Linked DNA regions of Mus musculus: region 1 is linked to region 2. A link is a loop called in an ENCODE intact Hi-C map of the cell type or tissue named here. Cell type or tissue: gastrocnemius. All regions are shown on one strand.

The links. Peaks named below come from ENCODE experiments on the same cell type or tissue, not always from the same donor. Only the 100,000 strongest peaks of a DNase experiment are listed, where the experiment ranks them.
Region 1: it touches region 2 in a loop (11-fold over the local background); 30 of 42 quality-filtered maps call a loop at or near these places.

The regions. Positions count from the first base shown.
Region 1 is chr15:97,130,917-97,138,916 of GRCm38, forward strand. No RefSeq gene overlaps it. Among named protein-coding and RNA genes, the nearest start is that of Gm32733, 27 kb to the left of the region's middle. In gastrocnemius, a CTCF peak has its summit at 4,570 (motif pointing left); a DNase peak (open chromatin) is centred at 4,571; H3K4me3 peaks cover 333 bases; H3K27ac peaks cover 1,314 bases.
Region 2 is chr15:96,966,309-96,974,308 of GRCm38, forward strand. No RefSeq gene overlaps it. Among named protein-coding and RNA genes, the nearest start is that of Gm32840, 74 kb to the right of the region's middle. In gastrocnemius, a CTCF peak has its summit at 3,688; no DNase peak of the experiment used is centred here; H3K4me3 peaks cover 182 bases; H3K27ac peaks cover 2,885 bases.

The DNA of each region.
Region 1 (8,000 bases), 160 kb after region 2:
GCCACACTCAATTGGATTCCACATATCCAAGATTATCTGGGCAGTGTAAGTTGGAGTTGAGGGGCTAAGGGAGGGAGGCACAAAATGGTAGTCAGGGAAGGTAGATCAGGAAGGAGTAAGGGGTGGGGAGGATAGGATTGAAACAGACCTGAAATCCCCTAATGGAAATAAGAGAAAGCGTTAGCAGAAAGAAAACACAGAGGGACGTGTGAAGGCTTTAGACAGGCTCGGCAGGCTGGGTGCAGCAAAGAGAAAATATCTGAGCTGGAGGAAATGGCAATAAACTTTCCAAGTTTTAAAAAAATACTTATGTTTATTTTATGTGCATTGTTGTTTTGCCTGCGTGTATTTTTGTGAGGGAGTGTCAGATCCTGGAGTTACAGGTGGTTGTGTGCAGCCGTGTTGATGCTGGGAATTGAACCTGGGTCCTCTGGAAGTGCGGTCAGTGCTCTCAACCACTGAGCCATCTCTCAGTAAAAAATTTTCAAACAAGAAAAAAAAAGGATAAAGTATCTAAACCCAGTAAGGTAAGTTCAGAGCTTGTAACATAGATGAACCCGCCAACTCTCCGAGGTGCCTGACCTCGCTTCAGCGTTCCTGCTGGTCCGCCAACTCTCCAGCTATGCCAAACCACAGGGCACCCGCAGGGCTATCTCTCTGGTGCCCCACCCCCTGAGTTCCCCTCGTTCCTCTTGCTACCATGCACCCCACTGTCAGTCAACACATCACAGTACCCAGTACCCTGGCAGAATCAGGCTCTTAACGCTTAATTAACCAATCAGGTTTATGTATCGATAATATCACAATTTACAAGTTGCCAATACAATAACTTCAGAGCCAATTGATAATGATAAAAGCTTTATCCCAATATTTCTAACCTTATGAAATCATAGTTACTTGTGGCTGGAAAACATCATAAGGGTATACGTCTGCAGCCATCTTGGTTCCCCACCACTCTGCCATGCTCCCTCTCTTTGCAACTCTTAGCTCCACCTTTCTTTCCCTGTCCAATCACAGGCCTCCCACTGCCCTAATGTGATTGGACAGGGAAAATCCTGCAACAGGTAGAAGCCACAGCAATACCAAAAGGGCACACATAAACAAAGCCTGAAACAATTACTAGGGTTACTAAGAATTTCCACAAAGTTAATATCAGACATGAAAGTACAGAGCTTCCCTATAAGGGTGCTGCCTGAACCTTGGACTACTCGCTTGCCAGACCCTACCTGCCCTTGGGGTTTGGGGGTGAGGTGGCACAGAGTTAACGACACAGACTCTGGGAACAGGTGAGAAATGCTACAGCAAGCTCATCTGAGCACTGCTGCAAGCTCCTTTAATACCCTCCACCCATGCCCCATTGGTCCCAAAAAAGCATCTCTTCTAAATAGCAGTTTCCAGTTGTCTGGCTTTGTCTGCACCAGCAATCCTGGGTCCCTCAGACAGTCCTCAATTAGGTCCTCCTGCAGGAGATGTTTTTACAGCTGTGTGCCCCCCCCCCGCCCCCAGCATTTACATAGAGGTGGCCCACTGTCTCTTCTACAAAAGAGAACAAAGGTAAAAATTACGTATTGCTTCTAGAAATCTTGGAAGCAAGAATACCGTGGGCCATTGAGGGAAAAGGCTTTATCAGCCTAGAATCAAGTACCTTGTAAATCCATCACTCAAAACCAGGGAAAAATGAAGACTTTCTCAGACAAATAGTGAGGGGCATGCTGTCTAGTGAGCTCACCTTCCAAGAAATGTTCAAAATCAGTTGTTTAAGAAGAAGGAAAATCGCCGGGCGTGGTTGCCCACGCCTTTAATCCCAGCACTTGGGAGGCAGAGGCAGGCGGATTTCTGAGTTCGAGGCCAGCCTGGTCTACAGAGTGAGTTCCAGGACAGCCAGGGCTACACAGAGAAACCCTGTCTCGGAAAAAGAAGAAGAAGAAGAAGAAGAAGAAGAAGAAGAAGAAGAAGAAGAAGAAGAAGAAGAAGAAGAAGAAGAAGAAGAAGAAGAAGAAGAAGAAGAAGAAGGAAAATTGGGGGCTGGTGAGATGACTCAGCGGGTAAGGGCACTGACTGCTCTTCCGAAGGTCCTGAGTTCAAATCCCAGCAACCACATGGTGGCTCACAACCACCCATAATGAGATCTGATGCTCTCTTCTGGTGTGTCTGAAGTCAGCTACAGTGAACTTATGTATAATAATAATAAATAAATCTTTAAAGACGAAGAGGAAGAAGAAGAATCACCAGGCATGGCGGCACACACCTTTAACTTCGGCACTTGGGAGGCAGAGGCAGGGGAATCTCTCTGAATTTGGGGTGATCTTTGTCTACACAGTGAGTTCCAGGACAGCCAGGGCTGTGTAGAGAGATCTTATCTCAAAAGCCAAGGGAAAAAGGAGAGAAAGGAAGAAAGAAAGAGAAAGAAAGAAAGAAAGAAAGAAGGAAGGAAGGAAGGAAAGAAAAGCACACAAGTAATACACTTGGATATAAAGAAAGCCAGAGAAAGAGTAAGTGGAGATAAATTTTCAAATGTGCTCTACAGCTCCATATTAATTAGGGACGAAGGCAGCACTGAGAAATGACAGGGGGTCAGTTCATGAAGAATATGTAACAATTTATGTGTAGTTGCCTAACGATAGAATGCTAAGCTAGGCAAGCAATGGTGGCAGAATTACACAGAAGTGAGTAAGTCCACTATTACATTCGGAGACTGTCACTGCTGGGCACTATTGTATCTAAGGCAGGAAGAAATGACAGAGTCTGGGAAGGGACGGGGCAGTGACTGTGAAGCTTAGTCCCAGCAAGATGGTGAAGTAGTGGTTTGTGGTAAGAATACTGCCCCCTCCAGGTGGGGGTGCACCCATGGTGGCAAATTCTCAGTGGTGGAGGTATGCCATGGTTCCTGTCTCCAGAGGACAGCGCATTAACAGCAGTTCTGGTTCCAAGATGTCACCTCAGAGACACCACACTGTCCATGGAAAGCAGGGCACAGCCACCAAGTCCTCCTTTGGGGACACTGGGGCTCATAGAATCCAGGTAGTTTTCTGTGCTGGGCCAACCACCCATGAGTTCTACAGAGAGTCCATAATGACCACCCTGTCAGTGTGCAGGGTCCCAATGTCCAAGGTGCCGATGTCCAGTCCCCTGATGTACGCCATACTCTCTTTAGTTGTTTTGTCGGAATGTGGTAGTTTATTCTTCTCTTTGGCTATCCTTGTGGAAGGGGGTGAGCACTAGAGGTGTTTATCTTATTGACACGACTCTGCTAAGGACTCTTAAATGTCACCCATAAGAAAATGAATGGGTGCTGGGATTTGAACCAGGGTCCTCTGCAGCCCTGACCAACCCCAATACCCAATTCTAGAGGTGAGAGCAGCAGGTCTCACCTATTGCTGGGGCCCTGAAACGCCATGAACTATGGAGATGGTTTGGTAGCTTCCAACAAAACTAAACACACCACCACGTTACAGTAACCAGGCTTTTACATGTACTCAAATGACCCGGGAACATATGCCCACCCACAGATGCTGATAGCAGCTTTATATCTGATCCAGAACTTGGAAGGAACCAAGCATCCTTCAGGTCAGTGGGAGAGTAGATTGTGGCCCATCCAGACAAGGGCTTGTACTCGGCAGTGAGGAAAATGAACCGTCTTGACAAGGAAGCAAGTGGGGGAAACTTAGAGGTTCTTTGACGAGGGAAACAACCAATCACATAACAAGAAACACTGTAAGACCCCCCCCCCCACCAGTGGCAGGACCAAGTTACAGAGAAGGCAGAACATTCAGTAGTGGAGAGGTTGGAGGGAGTGGGTGGGGAGTGAGTGGAGACATATAGGACAGTGGTGGTACTCTGTACGCAGCATAGGAGAAAACACCGCTTTAGCTCTAGTTCCAAACTCCCAGAACGTACAGTTCCAGGTGAAGACCAAGGTAAACTACGGACGTGTGAAGCTGATTAACTAGTCATGTTGAGCACCAGCAGCAGGCAGAAACTCTGTGTGGATGGTTGTAGTTTGGAGATGTCCAGAGGACACATGGGCTTCTCTCTGCACTTTTCTCTCAATTTTGCTCTTGACCTAAGGCTGCTCTTAAAAAGGGAAATCTGTTAAAAGAGAACCCCTTTCTGAAAGTTGTTCTCTGACCTCCCCCCCCCCATGAGTCCCCTCCCCCACCCCCATGCACAAGTAAATAAGTGTGATTTCAAAATGTTGAGCTGTCGGGGGCTTGAGATGTAAATTTCACATAATAAAATACAAATTCTCATATCTGACTTCAAGCACTTATTTTCTTCAGAAATGCTCTACTGGCTGCCAGCTTTGCCTGAGACTCCAGTGAAGAAGAAAAAATAATAAAAATGAGTCAGGTTTCTGCTTCACATTTCAATGAGTGTAAATGTGGGCAGTGTCTCCAGTCTCTTAATTGCTAAGTGATTAGTCGGGTTTTTAAGTTACTTGCCTACTTGCCTATCTTCTTTACATTTTAAATAAGGCCTGACCTTAAACTGTTGCCACTGAGCAAATTCGGCTTGCTTTTACAGATGCGGGAACCTAATGAACAAGGTTAGTGCTGCCACCTACTGTTGGAGGAGGAAGTAAATTGCGTTTCCCACGCAGTCAATTTGGAAAGACGCGGGGCAGCCAAATTGCTGGCCTGATCTCGGGCGGGGAAAGCCTGTACTATTATCTGGAAAAGAAGGGCAAGGTGATCAATGAAACTTTTGAGATAGACGTGGAAGATTCTGGAAACAAAGAATAAGTGTCAAGAGATCTGTCCAACTTCTCGGCCAGGAGATTTCCTGGGGCTCTGATGTCTTTAGCAAGCCCTAGTTCCATTTCTCTTGTATTGCTTCTGTCTGTGGCACATTACAGGACAGTGTAGGGCTTCAGAACTGTCCCTGGGGGACGGGTGGGAGTGTAGAAAGCTTCCTTGGCCTTCGTCTTCCCTACCCCTGCCTAGATTCTAAACTGGCTATCTTTCAGCCATCGGAATCTCATTTTTCCTCTTCCAGATACTTTCCACCACAACCTGGGTCACAGCGGGTGCATTATGTCACACTGCCTATTTTAAAGGCTGTGTATCATGTGATATCTCACAGTTCATCACCTTACAGCTATTCAGGTGTCCCATGAAGAGCTGTCACCTAGGCTGCTGGGAAGTGACCCAGAATGCAGCCTAGCAACCAAATGGAAACACGCACAGCCTAGTTCAAATTGTTAGGCAGGACTTTCTATAAAACTCAAAATAACATCAGCATCGGACAATATTTGTCCTTATCAACTCAAAGGAGGTTTGGGCAGGTCTGGGAGGGTAAGACTAAAAAATTCAGGAAGTTTGATATACATAGTCACACACACACACACACACACACACACACACACACACACACACTATCTCCAACAGCACTTGTAACAGGACTTGCTTTGGGACTGCCAGCTTCCAAATAATGACACAGAGACATATATTTATTTATGAATGCCTAGGCCTGAAGTTAGGTTTGTTTCCAGCTGGCTCGGAGCTCAACTATTCCGTTTATGCTAATCTAAGTCTCACCATGTAACTGGTTAGCTACCTCTCCTTCCTTCCAGGCCTGCAGCTTCTTCTCCATCTTCTTGATGAATCCTCCCGGGCCTGACTCTCTCCCAGAGTTCCCCTCTCTTCCAGGAAGTCCCACCTTCTATTTCCTGTTTTTGTTACAGGCCGTCAGCTTTTTGATAAACCAGTCAGAAGGTGAGAGAGGGTGGGTTTACAAAATATGATGCAGCCATATTAATAACGACACCAAAGTCAGCTTGTACTTGGCCCTCTGCCAACAGAGAGATCAGCATTTGAATAATACAAAGACGGTGTTTACACGGTGCACAATATTATCCCAACAGTGAGTTCTCCCAACAACTCCAGTAATGGCTCTAGTTAGACAGTCGTCTTCTTCCTTGACCACTGGACCATCCTGTGATGGGTTACACATCTGCAAACAATATACGTATTTCTAAGAACTGTGTGGGATTGTGTCTTCTTCCAAAATAAAGAACTCCCCTGTGCTAGTTAATGACTCTAATCTTAGAACTTGGGAGACTGAGGCAGGGGGATGACCATGATTTCAAGGCCAATGTTGGCAACATAATGAGGTCTTGGCCAGCCTTGGCTATAGAAGGAGACCTTATCTCAAAAGAGGAGGCAGGAATATGAGGAAAGAGAAGTAGAGGAAAAAAGAAAGAGACTCAAAGTTGGCCACAGATTTAAATATAAATGTAAAGCATGAAAAAAATCACATTCTTTACCCTCATTTTCAAATCAACTTAGGCAGATTAGTTCATCACTTTTCTCTAACGTTCTGGATTTTTCTAGGTAATCCGAGTATGCAAAGTGCGAGTCATTCTTGAACAGAAGGTTATAGGAGCTGAACGGGCATCTCTTTCACAGGACCATTCGATGGTCACTGGAATAGAAAGCTTTACCTATGTGATGCAGAGGTTGCTGGGCTCCTACTACTGTGTTGAAGCTGTGTGAAGACAGGCTTACAAACGGATCCAGGCATCACGTGCCAGAACTCAAATCCCTGCTGTAACAGTCACTTGTACATCCCTGGTGTGATTGTCATCTTAGAGGCTGGCTGATGAGTAAGCTTGCCCTTTCTGAACTCTGGCTGGCTGGTTCAACTCAACTGCTCTGGCTCAAACTCCCCTCCAAGATGACTGATTCAATCTGGCTTCTCTTGGCTTCTCACTAAATTGCTCTGCTTGGCCTCAAACTAACTCTGGCAATCTGTTCTAATCTTCTGGATCCTTCTCTGGCTCCTTCTGTCTTCATCTGGAACCTGTCTCTGTAAAACTGTCCCCGTAAAAACTGCCTCTCTCCCCCTCTTTTCCATGCTCCCCTCTTGAGCTAGCTCTTTCCTGTCTGTTCTCACGAGAAATGGGCATATCCCTTCTCTGACTCTGCCAAGTCCTTCTCTGATCCATCACTTTGTCTGCCCCTCGATTAGAAATCACTTTCAAACATGGCTGCTTCCTTCTATAAACTAACCTTACCTTAATGGTGTGTAGTAAAGGCATGTCTATATTCCAGCCAGGGGGATGAAAGGCATGTGACATTAAATTCCAATAGATCACACAGACCTAGGTCTTTGGATGTGATTAGAGCAGCCATGTTCCTGGATTAAAATTCCTCTACATCCTGTCCCACCAGTGTTGGACCTGTGTCTTTCTATTGTTTATTTCACCCCTAGTAATCTCTGTTTCCTCAACAGATAAGCTGCACTTGCTAGTACTACTGATGAGACTGTCTTAGTCAATGTTCTTTTGCTGGGAAGAGACACCATGACCAAGGCAACTCTTACAAAAGGAAGTATTGAATTGGGGTCTGGCTTACAGTTTCAGAGAGATTAGTTCATTATCATCATGGCAGGAAGCATTGTGGCACACATGGAGCTGAAGCAGTAGCCGAGAGTCACACTCTGTTTCACAAGCACACACTCACACAGAGGGAAGCAGGGAGAGAGAGAGAGAGAGAGAGACAGAACCTGGCATGGTTTTTGAAACCCCAAGGCACACCCACAATACCACACTTCCTCCAACAAAGCCATACCTTCTAATCCTATGGAAGAGTGCCACTCCCTGGTGACTAAGCATGCAAGTATATGAGCCATTCTTATCCAAACCACCGCAAATACTAGCCCTATTCTTGGCACTTCCCAAGTTCTCAGTTACCATGAGCTGCAGTTATTAGGTAGAATAAGTTACTCAGCAGATTCTGACTGCCGTGAAACAGCAGCGTCAGTCATTGACTTGCCTTGCTCATTTAGCTGGTATCGATTAGGAAGCGCTGAATTTAGAAGATGCCTGATTGACTAACAGGATCTCATTATCAATAATGGAGATACTAGGGTTATTAACATTCCTCAAATTAAATAGGAAAGTCCCTCCTGGAATTCTCTTCTCCTTTTCTTTCTCTTTTCCTTCTCCTCCCCTCCTTTTTTCCTGTCTCCTCCTTCCTCCTGCCTGACGTTTTGTTGGT
Region 2 (8,000 bases):
TGGGTATGGATTGCCTTGTATGGAGTACAAGTCCCTGCCCGGTATGGGCACTGGGGATCGGGGTAGAACATGTTTCTAGGTATCAGTGGATTGATGTGAAGGATTGAGGACACACTAGGAGGGGGACAAGGTCCACAGGAAGGAGGAAAACTGTTTCTGCCAGGGAGGGGAGTCAGAGAGGGATGCCAGGTCTGTGCAGGTGATCTCCTACAGAGCTAGTGACACTGGGGAATCTGCAGTGGAGAACAGGGAGGAGAGTGAACATCTCCTACCTGATACCCAGGCCAGCGTGGCCAGAGGGTTCCCAGGTAGTGCATGCCCTCTGGCATTGGCAGCTGACACAAAGGGATGAGGCAAGGGAGGAAGGCTGGGTCCCTCAAAGGTCTGCAGTGTCCCCAAGGAATACTGGTGGTTTTGATAAGGTATTACAATCAGGTGTGGATTGATGAACAAGAAACTACCAGATAAGTTTCACCTTCTGGAAGTGTACAAACACTTTATCCTGCATTTTGGAATTAAACAGAACTCGAAAGCATGACACAAAACAATCGTGTAAAATATATGGCACGTGTTATCCAAAATGATAACTATTATGTTGGACTCAATGTTGTTCTTATTTGGGGGGGGGGCTTTTTTTGTGGTTTGCTTTTATGTTTGGTGTTTGTTTGTTTGTTTGGTTGGTTGGTTGGTTGGTTGGTTTTTCGAGACAGGATTTCTCTGTATAGCCTTGGAACTCACCCTGTAGACCAGGTTGGCCTCAAACTCAGAAATCCGCCTGCCTCTGCATCCCGAGTGCTGGGATTAAAGATGTGCGCCACCACTGCCCAGCTCAATGTTGTCGTTTTTTTAACAGAGCCCACTTAATCTATATCTTTATGCTCTTGCTTATACAAGACCTATGTGGATATCCTCTAAGAATCTTTCTTCAGGGTTAAAGTTAAAAGTGCTTCGCATCCTTGCCGAGGACCCATATACAGTACTCAGCATCCACAGGGTGGCTTACAATCATCAGTAATTTCAGTTCGGGGGTGGGGGTGGGGATCTGACGGTGTCTTCTGTGTCTTCTTGCCTTTTCAGATACCAGGCATATAAATAGTACATAGGCACACTTGCAGATGAAATGCACACACATATTAAACAGATAGATAGATAGATAGATAGATAGATAGATAGATAGATAGATAGATAGAAAGGAGAAGACATAGATGTAAAACAAAACCCTGCCTCTACAGTGTTAGAAAAATAGATCCAATATAGCTTATGCTGCTCCCTCCACCCTCTTCTCCCCTCCCCCACCCAGCCCCTTAGAGTGAGTTGATAATATTTTATTGGTCTGCTCCTCTAGAGGTGGCTGGAACCTAGTGTCTCAGTGTTCACAAATATGATACATAGAGATGCCACTCTGTAGAGTGGAAGCCAGCCCGGTCACATGGAAAGGATTCACTGGGAAGTAGCGTGGGTACCTGTATGAACAGGAAGCCAGAAGAGAAAAACTGATCAGTAATACTGTAAAACTTGTGACATCATCAGTGACAGCTTGAGAAAATGAGTATGACACCTCTGGGTACTGATAAGAGTCACAGAAGCTCCCAGTTCCCTTGATCAGCCCCTTGTCCCATCTTGACAGCTGAGTGAATCAAGACCTACAAGCACTTAGGCCAGACAAACGTCCTGATTTTCTGTTCTATGAGCTCTTCTCAATGTATTCGCAAGTGCTTCCAAATGTTTGGGTTGTCGTCCACCTCTGCCATTCCTTAGGAAATAGAAGGAAATATGGAATACTGTCGGTTATTATTTTTTTTCTGTCAGATTTTCTCTGTATGGTAGATTATTTAAACCACTGAAACTTCCCCTCTCATTCTCTTCATTCATATAATGTGACATGGCAGATCACCTCCTTCAATGAGAGTTAGTCTGTATCCCTACACTTTGAATATGTGTTGGTCACATGGCTCATTTTGACCAATAGGACATTAGTAACTGGATATAAGCAGAGGCTTGCAAAGCATTTGTATATCAGCGCTCACCGTCTCGCTGAGTTTGGAGCAGCACCAAGACACACCATAGGAGAACAACCCATGTTAAGTTGTTGAAGGTGTCTGATGACTGGGGTTGGGTGGTGAATACTAGCCAGTGACCACTAGACATTAGATGTGGATAGAGCCATCCAGGGTCATAAAGTCACCATCAAAATCAATAGTTTACCGCAGAGCCCCTGAAGCACTCAGGGAGGATCAGAAATGAACTTGCCCATGTCAAGACAGTAATCCAACTGACTCATAGAACTGTAAGCTAAGTCATGAGGATTAAAATAAAGGCTCTCCCACAAGGCTGCCCATCCACCACTGGGTGATAAATCACACACACCCCCAGGGTTTGCAGCTTACAACAATCAATACTATCCCCTCTTTTTCCAATATAGGGATCTAAGCACGTGGTTGCTTTAGGCTCAAGTTCCATAAGGCTGAAGTCAAGATGGCTGACGTTACAGCCGTTTCAATACTTCGGCAGGCCTCAGGTCTCTGCCGACTGTCTGTCTGATGGAGGTATCATTTTTCTTGCCACATGCGTCTCTCCAAAAAAATTTTTTTATAACACGGCAGCGTGCTTCCCAGAGCAGAAGCAACTGGGAGAGTTCCCAGAAGGTGCAATCTTTTTATAACTGACTCATAGAAGTAATACCTTCTCGTTTGCACCGAAGCTATTAAAAGCTACTAAAAGTGGGTCACGAAATCTAGGCCCTGAACAAGGTGAGGGAGGCACAGAGGGTGTGGTGACAGAAGAAAGTGTCAGTCTTTAAGGCTGACTATACACACACTCAGAAAAAACCCTGCTTTTTCTCTAGAAGTTGCCACAATACCAACTTGTTATCCTGAGGTTTGTCACATGTTGCTCAACACCAGACAACCAGGACACCCAACAAAGGAAAAACATGGCAAGAAATAGTCTGAAAATTGCAGTTATTTTTTCATCAAACCAACCATATTTAACACACATTTAAATATAGACTATGTAGAATGTAGAAAGAACATTGAAACATTATAGTGAGAAATAAAATTAAGCAGAGCTAATCTTTTAGATAGATTAAGAGAGAGAGATATGGGTGGGTGGATGGATAGATAGATGGATAGATAGATAGATAGATAGATAGATAGATAGATAGATAGATAGAGATATATACTTGTGTATTTTCATATGTATGACTGCTTCGCCTGCATGTATATATACTGTGGGTTTGTCAGGTTCTTAAGGAGGCCAGAAGAGGTCATCAGATTCCTTGGAATAACCAGGGATTGTGTTTGGTAGGAATGAAACCTAGTCCTCTGCAAAAGCATTCAGTGCTGTTATGCACTAAGCCATCCTTAGATCTAGTCTTACATGTTGTAATAGAAAATTCTAAGTATATCTTCAAAGAACACAGGTAGCTTTTGCACATTTTTAAATCACAGCCATGACACAATCTGTGTGGGGAGGAGGTGGGTGTATGTGTGTTTGGTGTCCCTTCAGGTGTCACAGCCAGCAGTGAAATGACCTGGGAAGAGGTGAAAAATGAAAATTCAGCTCGTCTTAGACTGGACCAAACTTTAGGAGTCTCACACCAGGCAATTTATTGCCAGCATATAGGGTATAGATTGGGGGAAGAAAAAAAAAAGCTTTCTGGTGTAATACAAACCCCTGTGCACAAGGAGGCGTAATTACATCAAAACTCAACTCAAAGACCATGTCATTTCTTCCAAGAAGATGGGCTCTAGAGATTTGGGCCTTAAAGCCTAAGGACAGATCTGTCATGGTCTCATTCGTACAGATAGCGTCAAGGTGGCTATTAGCCACCTCTGGTCCTGGTTGTGGGAGCTTGGGGGAGCCTCTGGCTATACAGATAAGGGTTGTTTAGACTGTTAGAGAGCCCCTACACTGTAATGTGAGGATCATTTAGATTTCAAGCTAATTGTGGTTCTGGTTGTGAGAGCCTGGTACGGCCAGGCCCAATTGATAACACAGCTCACCAGGCTGTTAATTGCCTGCAAATGCCCAGCCTTCTTGATGGAAGAATAGGTTTTACATTCTTTCCTGTTTAGAAGACAATTCCGAGAGTTTAGCATTTCTGGTTCCTCTGGGGGTCTGGGGGCATAAGGACCTTCATGTTCCCAACAAATTAGGGCCATAGCTTGGGAGTATCACCAATGTGGTATATGTGTAGGGTGGAGAGGATGTGGGAGAACAGACAGAAAGAGCTCAAATGTAGTTACAGATGCTAGCTCCTGTTGCTGCTCTGCTCCTGGCTGTAGTGGAGATGTTGGTTTCTTTAATCACAGAAATCTTACAGGAATGTTTTTGTTTGAGTGCCCGGTGTGGGATATGGGGCGGCTTTCGAGTGTCCACAGCAGCTGACTGTGATTTGCCCCATGTTCTGGTGGGGGCATGATGCTGCCAGTCACAGATAATTCCTGAAAATGTATGACCTTTGGAATTCTCGGGACTCTTGAGAGGGTATAAAAATGCTAGAGCCCCGAGAGAGGTGGTGGCTGGTGCTGCTGTCGCTGCTGCCCCTGCCCCTGCCCTGCCCCTGTTGCCCCTGCCCCCACCCTTTTCCCCTCCACACCCCACCCCCACTCCTGCCACTGCTCCCACTGATGGCTGGTTGCTGATTGCAGATTGCTGCTTGGAGATATCCTGCTAAGAGGAATCAACAGTGCCCTCAAGGAACTCAAGGACACTAATCAGCAGGAAGTAGCCTGTGAAGATCAATGCCCCCCCCCCTTGTTCTCCTCTATCCGTCTTTCTCTCTTACCCAGTGTTAGGGGGTAGGAAGGGATTGGGGTGGAGAAGGATATTAAGAAAAGGAACCCATTAAGTAACCAAAAGTCTGCCTACACCTTGCCAATAATGTGACCTTAAAAGCAACTAGCAACTGTGCTGTAGCCTCATTACCTACAAAAAAAAAAAGTGAGGTTGAGATTATGACTCCCAACATGCTTTGCAGAACCTTAGAAACGGAACCATTTAACTTTCTGGGTTTCTGTGAAATAATTTTAAACATTTAAGAGGTTGGGCTATTGAAGGAGCAAAAATGTCCTCTGGTTGTCGATCAAGGACAAACTCCTCTTTTTATCCCACCATCTTCCAATGTAGAAATCCTTCCTGTAAAATAATTGACAAACGTCCTCAAGTCTCTGCTTCACTATCTCTGTGAAAACTCGGTCTTTCGGAAGAGGGCCATGCACTCCGTTCCTGGGTAGCTATAGCACTGCTTTCGTTTTGCTTTTATGTTGAGGCAACGTTTTCTCATTTTCAAATCTCCATCCTCTGTGATGATGTGTGAGTTAGACATGAGCCTGGTTCTTTTTCTTTTCTTTCTTTCTTTTTTTTTCTTTTTTGGTGTTTTGAGACAGGATTTCTCTGTGTAGCCCTGGCTGTCCTGGAACTCACTCTGTAGACCAGGCTGGCCTCGAACTCAGAAATCCACCTGCCTCTGCCTCCCAAGTGCTGGGATTAAAGGCGTATGCCACCACGCCCGGCTGAGCCTGCCCGGTTCCTTTACGCCAAACAATGTGAAGTGCCAGAGGATGTGAGTTTTGTGCCTGTCACTATTGTGTGAATCTTCAAACCCTGCTGCGGCAGCACTTGTTTCCTGTGCAGTTTGAGTAGTTTTGGCCCCCATAGATTTCTGTGTTTCAGTGCTTGTCCATAGGAAGTAGCACTTTTAGGAGCTGTGGCCTCGTCGGAGTAGGTGTGGCCTCATCAGAGTAGGTGTGGCCTCGTCGGAGTAGGTGTGGCCTTGTTGGAGGAAGTGCGTCACAGCTTTGAGATCTCCTATGCGCAAGCTCCACCCAGTGTGGAATCAGAACCTCCTCCCAGCTGCCTTAGGATCAAGAAGTAGAACTCTCAGCTCCTCCAACACCATGTCTGACTGCGTGCTTCCGTACTTCCCACCATGATAATAATAGAAGCTCTGAAACTGTAAGCCAGTCCCAATGAAATGAGTTGTCTTGGTTGTGGTGTCTCTTCACAGCAATAAAATTCCCAGCTAAGACAGTTCCCTCTTTGCAGTCCATGTGACTCTTGGTTGTTGACTAGGAACATGGCTCAGAATCTCTCTTCAGGATCAGAATATGTGCTTCTCCGTTATGCAAGCTCCAAAGAAGAGGCTCAAGGAACAAGCAAGTTTACTGGGCTTCAGACCCCTCACCTGTAGAAACCGCATTTGAGCTAAACTTGCCAAAGAAATGGGTGTGACCTCTGGATTGGGCATGGCGGGAGAGGCTGCAAGTGCCCCTTGGCTCCTGAATTCTTCAGGTTGTATGCAACAAGCTCTTCTCAACAACTCCCAGAACTGCATACAATTAAAGTCAGACTGTTTGGCGCTGCGCTGTGAGTTTCAAAATGTTTGCTGCCTCTACTAATACCACCCCCCTTTCAATGTTATCAGAGAGTCAAGAAGCAGTTCAAGTCCCTGCCCCTGCAATCTAAACTCACTGTGTATTATGGCTAAGATCTGAAATGGCCTCCAAAGCTTATACATTGAAGTCTTGGCACCACTGCGTCAGCGTTCAGCTGGGGGCCTTTGAAAGCCATAGATAAGTTCATCAATGGACATAACCACTGATGGATTTGTTGAGTTAACAGGCTACTGGTCAGGAATGTAAACTTAAGAAAACAGAGCATAGCTGAGAGATATAGGTCATTGGGGAGGTCCTTAAAGGGTCTGTGGTGTCCCCAGCTCCCTCCCCACTGCTTCCTGGCTTTTATGAGGTAATGCTCTTTGAGTGGCTGGATGCTGTCATGGTCCAGAGACACAGGCCTAGGGACTGTGGACTGCACTCTTGCAAAGTGAGTGTTTCTGTATCTAAGGTTGTTTTGCTCAGCTACGTTTGTCACATGCTGTCTACTGACTAACAAACTGTCTCAGGCAGGAGCACCCAGTAAACCAATCTGAGCCTGCAGGGTTTTGAGTAGATCAAGGTCTCCCAACCTCCTTTTCTTTACCCTCATATTTCATATTTTATAATATGAACTGCCCTCCTCACTACAGTCCTCTAATGCATGTGCACACTCTCAAAATATGAGTCTCCCAGTTTCTTTGCATTTCCTCTTCTCCAAACCAAGTAGAATGGATTTTTCTCTCAATACATTTACAGAAAGGAAAACATTAATCCCAACCACCCATCCATTACTCTGTGTTGTAACTCAAAAGATGAGTGTTACCCTGAGACATGTCAGCTAGCTGGAGATTACATTTGGAGAGGGGGGGCTCTTGGAAAACTCTCTTCTGGGGAGGATCCTCTTGTCAGCCAGTCTCTGGACATCAGCCAAGCAGGGCCTGTCCATGCACAGCCCTTATCCCTGAGCCCAAATTCTCCTGTCACTATTTAGCGGAGGTGAGATTTACCGTTCCTGAGAACTCGGAGGTACCATCTCTCAAATTCATCTCTTGCCGCTAAGCCATCTTTTTGTTAACCATGCTACGATCACATCTTCAGTCACCAGAGAGGAGGGAGCAGCCATGTCTGTTGTGGACAGACGCTCCAGGGTGGTCACCTTTCTGGGGTGGCGCTAGAAACCATGGTGGAATTGAGACAGCCTCTGTGTGTTAACCAAAGAACAGGAAGTCTAAGGGAACAGGCCATCTCTGCTCTTTATCTTTTGCTAAGAAACCATTGAACAAGACACTCAGCTGAACAGTGAGGGCTATTTCTCAGACCTGGAAGATCCGTTTACCTTAGTGTGGTTTGAGTAGCCTCATCTAAAATGTTCCAGAATTTATAGATTTGGGGTTTCAGACATCTTTGCATATCCATGATGGGGTGGGAGTAAACCAAACCCGAAATTCATGTAGGTATCATCTACCTTTGCATGCTGGATGGATGTAGCTTAACAAAATTTTAAAGTATTTTTTTTGTGTGTGTGCATGAAACAAAGTTCCTTGCTGTGGCATTTCCCACTGAGGATGTTCTGTCGATGCTCACCAAGATTTTGGCGCACTGTGAGTCTCAAGGGTTTGC